Linked DNA regions of Homo sapiens: region 2 is linked to region 1. The links are chromatin loops, found by intact Hi-C in ENCODE. Cell type or tissue: Calu3. All regions are shown on one strand. Region 1 overlaps ACER3 (alkaline ceramidase 3). Region 2 overlaps ACER3 (alkaline ceramidase 3).

What was found. A loop is a pair of places that touch in the nucleus more often than their neighbours do. Peaks named below come from ENCODE experiments on the same cell type or tissue, not always from the same donor. Only the 100,000 strongest peaks of a DNase experiment are listed, where the experiment ranks them.
Region 2: it touches region 1 in a loop (3-fold over the local background); 2 of 110 quality-filtered maps call a loop at or near these places.

The regions. Positions count from the first base shown.
Region 1 is chr11:76,961,233-76,966,232 of GRCh38, forward strand. All of the region lies in intron 3 of ACER3 (alkaline ceramidase 3), which reads left to right. All of the region lies in intron 1 of ACER3-AS1 (ACER antisense RNA 1), which reads right to left. Among named protein-coding and RNA genes, the nearest start is that of B3GNT6, 71 kb to the right of the region's middle. RefSeq lists a silencer at 1,889-1,948 and an enhancer at 2,170-3,369. In Calu3, no CTCF peak of the experiment used is centred here; DNase peaks (open chromatin) are centred at 1,919 and 2,349.
Region 2 is chr11:77,013,302-77,018,301 of GRCh38, forward strand. ACER3 (alkaline ceramidase 3) reads left to right here. Exons shown (of 11, transcript NM_018367.7): 8 at 1,715-1,816; 9 at 3,374-3,478. All of the region lies in intron 1 of ACER3-AS1 (ACER antisense RNA 1), which reads right to left. Among named protein-coding and RNA genes, the nearest start is that of B3GNT6, 19 kb to the right of the region's middle. In Calu3, no CTCF peak of the experiment used is centred here; a DNase peak (open chromatin) is centred at 2,560.

The sequences.
Region 1 (5,000 bases):
AACTAGAATGAGCTCTGTGGTGACAAACTGAAATTGGAGTTAACAGTGCAGACTCCTATGTTCAATACATACATATATAATAGACATAAATATAGATGTGAAAATATGTGATATGCATATGTATGTATTTTGTGTATATGTATACATACTTAAATATTTTAATACACATATATATACATACATTCTCAAGCTCTGTCCATGAGAGGATCTGGGAATGGGGAACTTCAAAGCCAAAGAATATACCTAGCATCCAGATCTTGTTTTCTAAAAATCATTCTTCTTTAAAAGGAACCAGGGCTGATTCCAAGGGCTGGGGCAGAAAAAAAAAAAAGGACAATATCAGCCTAGATCATCTTTTTATGCCAGAAAAAATGGAAAGGCTCAAAAAATTATGGGAATATGTCAAAAGGACACTGAAGCCAACTTGAAGAGGTTCCTGCTGGCCAAATATGGGGCAATTTGAGCATCAAAATAAATGGTAATGGGTTATAATAGTTATAATGTAACCCGATGAGTAATATGGGAAATCTGAGTCCATACTAGATAATAAATGATGTATTAAATGAAATAATACATGAGTATAAATAAATGAATAAAGAAAAAGTTTGATGTTAAAGAGTATATTTACATAGTTTCAAAGTACCTTTCCACAAAATACTTAAAAAGGGGAGAAAGAATACCTTTACAGTGGAGAAGCCAAGTGGGAAACACCTTAATCAAGCAACCTAATCATCACTAATGGGACAAATCAAAATTATATGTGTTAATGGAAAAACTAAACCCTGTCAAATATCTTTATTTTATTATTTTTAATTTTTATTATTATTATTTTTTGAGATGGAGTTTCACCCTTGTCACTTAGGCTGGCATGCAGTGGTGTAATCTTGGCTCACGGCAACCTCTGCCTCCCAGGTTCAAGTGATTCTCCTGCCTCAGCCTCCCGAGTAGCTGGGGTTACAGGCGTGCACCACCATGCCCAGCTAATTTTTTTTTTTTTTTTTTGAGATGGAGTCTCACTCTGTCGCCCAGAGTGACACTGGAATGTAGTGTGATCTCGGCTCACTGCAACCTCTGCCTCCCAGGTTCAAGCGATTCTCCTGCCTCAGCCTCCTGAGTAGCTGGGGTTATAAGCACCCGCCACCATGCCTCGCTAATTTTTGTATTTTTAGTAGAGACGGGGTTTCACCACATTGGCCAGGCTGGTCTTGAACTCTTGACCTCAGATGATCCACCCACCTGGCCTCCCAAAGTGCTGGGAATACAGGCGTGAGCCACTGTGCCTGGCCTGTCAAGTATTTTTTAAAGGTTTATTCTGAGCCAATATTAGTGACCATGGCATGGTGTGATACTGGTGGGCTGGGGGAAGTCCCCAAACAGCAGTGGACCTCTATCCTAGCCAATGTCTAGGCTCTTGGCACCATCACAAGAATGAATTCAAGGACAAGTCGAAAAATAATGAAAGTAAAGAAATTTATTGCAAAGAGTAAAAGTACACACTCAAGGGAGTGCAGGTGTACTTGAGAGAGTGTCATGCAGTGGGGTTTGGGGCTGCTACCTTTATGTGTTTCTCTAACCAAGGAATGGAATATTCATGAAAATTCCTGGAAAAAGGTAGAGATTTATCAGAACTGTGGTGCCACCCAATAGGTGTTCCTGGAACTGTCATAGTGAGGGAGAAGAAAAGGAAAAATTAGTTAGGTAAACGGTTAAGGCTGGTCCTTGGAAAAGCTGCCTGCCTGAAAAATCACAGCTACAGGCAAGATAGAGCAGCTTGGAGAAAAACTCAGACTGTAGAAGCTGCCTGCCTGAAAAATCGCAGCTACAGTGCACCTGCACAGATAAGCCACAGATAAGCAGGCAAGGCAGGAAAAGTCCAGCATAGAAGCCTTTTGCTCTTTGTATGATTAGCGAGCTCCCAGGAAGTTTCCTCCCCTTTTCAGACATGTACACAGTGGGCCCCATGGAAACTTGCAGAGGGAGGAGGGGGGCTTACTTTAAACAAAACCACAATTATACAAACAAAAAGTTTCACTTTATGCTTACCTAGAGACATACCCACAACTACATAAAGGGAAGTTATGCATAGATAAGTTTCTCAAACACTTACAGACATGAGAGCAGTTTCTTGTGAAAGCTTTTCAATTCAGCTTTTCTTCTTTTGCTTATTAAACTTTTCCTCCAACCTCATTCTTTGGGTCCACACTCCTTAATTTTCTTGAGACCACAAGCTCGGATAACACATTAGACAACGAGACCAGTGACCCTGACCTATTTCAATGGTGCTGCTGGGTTTGTGGTTTAGTATGTTAATGAGCATATAATGAGGTCCTAGGTGAAACCTCGGTCAAATCCAGTGACATGCTGGATCCAATCGGTCTTAGCCAGCTTGGTCCACACCCTGTTTTTCAGGATCTTACCAGCCCAAAGACTCTAAGTCATGTGAAATTGCTGCCTGGAATTTCTTCTCCACCCTGTATTATTCCTATCTCAGGACAATAGAGTCTCAAGAGGTCCTTTGATTTCCTTGTCATGTGATGCTATACCAAAGTCAGGTTGAAAAGTAAGCCACATTATGCTGCGTTAAGAAAAGAAACCTGGTCAAGTAGCCAAGATGGCCAAATAGGAACAGCTCCAGTCTACAACTCTCGGCGTTAGCGACACAGAAGACGGGTGACTTCTGCATTTCCAACTGAGGTACCGGGTTCATCTCACTGGGGAGTGCCGGACATTGGGTGCAGGTCAGTGGGTGCAGTGCATGTGCGTGAGCCAAAGCAGGGCGAGGCATCGCCTCACCCAGGAAGTGCAAGGGGTCAGGGAATTCCCTTTCCTAGTCAAAGAAAGGGGTGACCGATGGCACCTGGAAAATCAGGTCACTCCCACCCTAATACTGCACTTTCCCAATGGGCTTAACAAACCGCACACCAGGAGATTATATCCCGCACCTGGCTCGGAGGGTCCTACGCCCACGGAGCCTCTCTCACTGCTAGCACAGCAGTCTGAGATCAAATTGCAAGGCAGCAGTGAGGCTGGGGGAGGGGCGCCTGCCATTGCCGAGGCTTGAGTAGGTAAACAAAGCGGCCGGGAAGCTCGAACTGGATGAAGCCCACCACAGCTCAAGGAGGCCTGCCTGCCTCTATAGGCTCCACCTCTGGGGGCAGGGAACAGACAAACAAAAGGCAGCAGTAACCTCTGCAGACTTAAATGTCCCTGTCTGACAGCTTTGAAGAGAGTAGTGGTTCTCCCAGCATGAAGCTTGAGATCTGAGAACGGGCAGACTGCCTCCTCAAGTGGGTCCCTGACCCCCGAGTAGCCTAACTGGGAGGCACCCCCCAGTAGGGGTGGACTGACACCTCACACGGCTGGGTACTCTTCTGAGACAAAACTTCCAGAGGAATGATGAGGCAGCAGCATTTGCGGTTCACCAATATCCTCTGTTCTGCAGCCACCACTGCTGATACCCAGGCAAACAGGGTCTGAAGTGGACCTCCAGCAAACTCCAACAGACCTGCAGCTGAGGGTCCTGACTGTTAGAAGGACAACTAACAAACAGAAAGGACATCCACACCAAAAACCCATCTGTACGTCACCATCATCAAAGACCAAAGGTAGATAAAACCATGAAGATGGGAAAAAACAGAGCAGAAAAACTGGAAACTAAAAATCAGAGCGCCTGTCCTCCTCCAAAGGAATGCAGCTCCTCACCAGCAATGGAACAAAGCTGGACGGAGAATGACTTTGACAAGTTGAGAGAAGAAGGCTTCAGAAGATTAAACTACTCCAAGCTAAAGGAGGAAGTTCGAACCAATGGCAAAGAAGTTAAAAACCTTGAAAAAAAATAAGATGAATGGCTAACTAGAATAACCAATGCAGAGAGGTCCTTAAAGGACCTGATGGAGCTGAAAACCACGGCACGAGAACTACGTGACGAATGCACAAGCCTCAGTAGCTGATGCGATCAACTGGAAGAAAGGCTATCAGTGATGGAAGACGAAATGAATGAAATGAAGCCAGAAGAGAAGTTTAGAGAAAAAAGAATAAAAAGAAACGAACAAAGCCTCCAAGAAATATGGGACTGTGAAAAGACCAAATCTACGTCTGATTGTTGTACCTGAAAGTGACAGGGAGAATGGAACCAAGTTGGAAAACACTCTGCAGGATATTATCCAGGAGAACTTCCCCAATCTAGCAAGGCAGGCCAACATTCAAATTCAGGAAATACAAAGAATGCCACAAAGATACTCCTCGAGAGGAGCAACTCCAAGACACATAACTCTCAGATTCACGAAAGCTGAAATGAAGGAAAAAATGTTAAGGGCAGCCAGACAGAAAGGTAGGGTTACCCACAAAGGGAAGCCCATCAGACTAACAGCTGATCTCTCAGCAGAAACTCTACAAGCCAGAAGAGAGTGGGGGCCAATATTCAACATTCTTAAAGGAAAGAATTTTCAACACAGAATTTCATATCCAGCCAAACTAAGCTTCATAAGTGAAGGAGAAATAAAATCCTTTACAGACAAGCAAATGCTGAGAGATTTTGTCACCACCAGCCCTGCCCTAAAAGAGCTCCTGAAGGAAGCACTAAACATGGAAAGGAACAACCGGTACCAGCCACTGCAAAAACATGCCAAATTGTAAAGACCATCAAGGCTAGGAAGAAACTACATCAACTAACGAGCAAAATAACCAGCTAACATCATAATGACAGGATCAAATTCACACATAACAATATTAACCTTAAATGTAAATGGGCTAAATGCTCCAATTAAAAGACACAGGCTGGCAAATTGGATAAAGAGTCAAGACCCATCAGTGTGCTGTATTCAGGAGATCCATCTCATGTGCAGAGACACACATAGGCTCAAAATAAAGGGATGGAGGGAGATCTACCAAGCAAATGGAAAACAAAAAAAGGCAGGGGTTGCAATCCTAGTCTCTGATTAAACAGACTTTAAACCAACAAAGATCAAAAGAGACAAAGAAGGCCATTACATAATGGTAAA
Region 2 (5,000 bases), 52 kb after region 1:
GTATTCAGAAAATAAAAGGCAAGCCACAGACTTGGAGAAACTACTTGCAAAATATATATCCAACAAAGTACCTACATGTAAAATATAGAAAGAATTCTTAAAACTGAATAATAAGAAGGCAAACAATAATGTATCAAAGAAGATGTATGGGTAGTAAATAACTACGTGAAAGATGCTCAAAAACATTAGTCATTAGGGAAATGCAAATTAAAACCACAATGAGATACCACTACATACCTACTAAAACAGCTAAAATGAAAAAGACTGACTTCAAACCAAGTGCTGATGAAGATGTGGAACATCTGGAACACTTATACATGCCTGGTGGGAATGTAAAATGGTACAGTCACTTAGGAAAACAGTGTAGCAGTATCTTGAAAAATTAAATATTCACCTGCCATACAATACAGCCATTCTTCTCCTAGCTATTTACCCAAGAAAAATTAAAACATATGTCTATATAAAGTGTTATTTGTGAATGTTCATAGCTGCTTTATTTGTAACAGTCAAAAACTGGAAACCCGCATTTGGACAGAGAAACAAATTGTGCTGTGACCATACAATGGAGTACCTACTCAACAATAAAGGGAAATGAAGTATTGATAACATAGTAACATAGATGAATCTCAAAGAATTATGTCAAATGAAAGAAGCTATACAATCAGGGGTATATATGGTATGATTCCATTTATATAGCATTCTAAAAAATGCAAATTGAGCTTTTGGAGGTGGTGGATATCTTGATTGTGGTGGTGGTTTCATGGGTATGTACAGATGTACTGATCAGATAGACAATTTAAATATATTTAATAGTTTAAATGTAAGTCAGTTATACCTCATTGAAGCTATAAAACATAGGTAAGCTGATACTATTTTCAGTACCTCACCAAGCTTCAATTTTCTCATCAGTGAAGTAAAAATAATAATACCTGCCTCACAGGGATTTTTTTAACATTTTGTGTGTGGTATGTGTGTGCATGCGCACCCATCCACAATACCTCCGTATCACTCCTTATCAGGCCTTATTTTTCTTCAAAGCAATTATAATTATGTATTTAATTGTTTACCTCCCCCAACTATACTGTAAATTCTTTGAGAACAAAAACTTTACCTATTGACCACTACCTTCCCAAATGCTTACAACAATGCCTGGTACACAGTAAGTACTCCATATGTATTAAGTGATTTAATGAATGAATGTGTGTGTGTGTATGTGTAACTACATTGCCTTACATGGAGCATATGACTCAACCTACATTGATAGCTAATCCACTATCACCCTGCCTTTTCCATGGGACCAAAAAAGTTATCAGGTACTTTCCCAATACATTTATTAAAGTCTGGTGGCTTATTTCTCAGCACCTTTTATTGGCTACATATAGTAGGCAAATTATTAGAAAATTTGATAGGTCTGCTTTTACTATAAACAAAAACTGTTCCTTCTCATGAAAGTGATGTCTTCTAGCCAGGCATGGTAGCACATGTCTATTTTCCCAGCTATTTGGGAGACTGAGATGGGAGGATACCCTTGAGCACAGGAATTCGAGGCTGGAATGTACAATGATCACATCTGTGAATAGCCACTGCACTCCAGCCTGGGCAACATAGTGAGATCCCAGCCCTTATAAAAAAGGAAGAAAGTGATGGCTTCAATTTCTGATCGTGACATGACTTGAGAAAATTTTATTTTGCTTTTCTGTTTTCCCCCCCACAGGGTTTATCCATGGCTTAGAGGACTGGGTTATACATCATTGGGTATATTTTTATTGGGATTTTTATTTTGGAATATAGATAACATATTTTGTGAGTCACTGAGGTAAGATATATTTTCATTCCTTCAGAAATATTTTTGGAAGCATTTTATTAAGTAGAGAATTTTATAAACATATAGAAATAGTAGTGCCCTGAAATGAATTTTTACTATTGTTGACATTTAAAAGATATATACAGTATAATAAAGTTAGACTATTAGAATACCTGTTTAAATTACCTAAAATTTTGGACCTGAGACTATTTCATAACCTCTGTAGGGTTTGGGTTTTGTGTGTGTGGGCATCAAAGAACTATATAGTTAATCAAATGTTGACTATTCCTTTGAAACATGCCTGATCTGTTTCATTGAATAAAGAAGACTGATTTGTAATAAGCATATGAAATATATGTATATAAATATACACTTTCATATGCTTAATGTTATTTTCTAAAAAAGCAAGTGTTCCTTTTACCATCTTGTCAGCAATCATATATTGACAGGAGTTTGAATCTTAGACTTAGGTCTCTGGATTCTAGTCTGTCATTAAGACACTGTCTTTCTGGCCCTCTTTTCCATGAAATGAGCATGCTGAACAGGTTAAACAGGTGGGTCATTCCAACTCTAAATCCTGTGAACTAACAATTTTGCATAAACAGAGAAGAGAGGAGGGTACTGAACAGTACTACAGGAAGGCAATCAACAAAATTCAGACTGTGAGAAATCTACAGAATGAATGACCTGGTCTCTTCGACAAATAAATTGCAGAGGCACAGCCAGGCGTGGTGACTCATGCCTGTAATCTTAGCACTCTGGGAGGCCGAGGGGGCGGATCACTTGAGGTCAGGAGTTCAAGACCAGCCAGGCCAACATGGTGAAACCCTGTCTTTACTAAAAATACAAAAATTAGCTGGGCCTGGTGACGTGTGCCTGTAATCCCAGCTACTTGGGAGGCTGAGGCAGGAGAATCGCTTGAACTGGGGAGGCGGAGGTTGCAGTGAGCCGAGATCGTGCTACTGTACTCCAGCCTGGGCGACAGAGCAAGACTCCGTCTCAGGGAAAAAAAAAAAAAAAAAAATTTGCAGAGGCAGGAAAAAAGAGGGAAGAGGAACCTATAGATTAAGAGCCTTAGATATATCCAACCAGATACAATGTGTTGGCCTTTTTTGGATTCTGATTCAAACAAACCAACTATTTAAAAAAATAAAGTATGAGAAATTTGGAACTTCAATCAGTAACCGAATCTTTTATGATATTAAGGGAGTATTATTATTATCTTTAGGTGTGAAAATGTGGTTATGTTTTAGGGAGGTTTTCATATTTTAGAAATACATACTAAATATTTATAAATAAAATGACATAGTATCTGGGATTTGCTTCAAAAAGATATGAGAGAGAGAAGTGGCTGAGGGTTTAGATGACACAGATTGACCATAAATTATCATTGTTGAATACTGTTCCTCAGAATGTACTTTGGATAACAATGTGGCAGACTACAGGAAACTTAAGGCAATTAAATAACTGCTGTTTTGAGAATGATATTTCAAAATGCTCTAAGACTATCAGCGTTAGTCGCTAAATATTTTAAAAATTTAACGTGATTTTCTCCCTCTCTCCACACAGGAACTTTCGAAAGAAGGTACCACCTATCATAGGTATTACCACACAATTTCATGCATGGTGGCATATTTTAACTGGCCTTGGTTCCTATCTTCACATCCTTTTCAGGTAGGAAATAGAGACTTTTTTAGCCTCGTACTAGAGTTTGTTGTTTTTTTTTTTCTTTACTCTTTAAATAGGATGTAAATATTTTTAAAACACTAGAAAATTCACAAACATGAAAATTAAATAGTACACTCTTGAACAACCGCTGGGTCAAAGAAGAAGTCAAAAAATTAGAAAATACCTTGAGACAAGTGAAAACAAAAATACAACATACCAAACTTATGACATGCAGCAAAAGCAATACTAAGAGAAGTTCACAGAAATTAATGTCACATTTAAAAGGAAGAGAGATCTCAATGAAACTTTACACCTCAAAGAACAAGGAAAAGAACAAATTAAGCCCAAATTTGGCAGAAGGAAAGAAATAACATGGAGCAGAAATAAACAAAATAGAAAAATTTTTAAAAATCTGTGAAACTAAGAGTTGGGGTACTGAAAGATCACCAGAATTGACAAACCTTAGCAAGACTAACAAAAAAAGAGAGAGAAGACTCAAATACATAAAATCAGAAATAAAAGAAGAGACATTACAATGCTGCCACAGAGATAAGAAGAATCCCACAATTATATGCCAACCAATTGGATGACTTAAAAGAAATGGACAATATCCTAGAAACAGAACCTACCAAGAGTGAGTTGTGAAGAAATAGAACAGACCTCTAACTAGGTCAAAACATTCATAAAAGAAATTAAGCAAAACGCAAACAAATGAAAAGACATCCTGTATTCATGGATTAAAAGACAAAGCTGTTAAAATGTTCATACTACCCAAAGCCATCCACAGATCCAATGCAATCTCATTTAGAATTCCAAAGGCATTTTTTTACAGAAATAGAAAAAATAATTCCAACATTCATATGCAACCACAAAAGGCCACAGGTAGCCAGATCAATCTTGAAAAAGAGCAGACATGAAACATCACACTTCTTGATTTCAAAATAAACAAGCATGCATAACTTTTTCTTTTGTTTGTACTTTTCAGGTATTGTGTTTTTTACAAGTAGAAAGTTTGTGGCAGTCCTGCATTAAGCAAGTTTATAGGTGACATTTTTCCAGCAGCATGTGCTCACTTCATGTTTCTGTGTCTTATTTTTGTAATTCTGACAATATTTCAAACTTTATTATTATTATTATATCTGTTATGGTGATCTGTGATCAGTGATCTTTTTTTTTTTTTTTTTTTTTTGGGAGACAGAGTCTCCCCCAAGCTGGAGTGCAGTGGCACTATCTTGGCTCACTGCAACCTCCATCTCCTGGGTTCAAGTGATTCTCCTGCCTCAGCCTCCCAAGTAGCCAGGATCACAGGCAATGCGCCACCCTGCCTGGCTAATTTTTGTGCTTTTAGTAGAGACAGGCTTTCACCATGTTGGTCATACTGGTCCCAAACTCCTGACCTCAAGTGATCATCCCACCTCAGCCTCCCAAAGTGCTGGGATTACAGTTGTGAGCCAAGGTGCCTGGCCTGTGATCAGTGATCTTTGATGTTACTATTGTAATTGTTTTGAGGCACCACAAACCATGCACA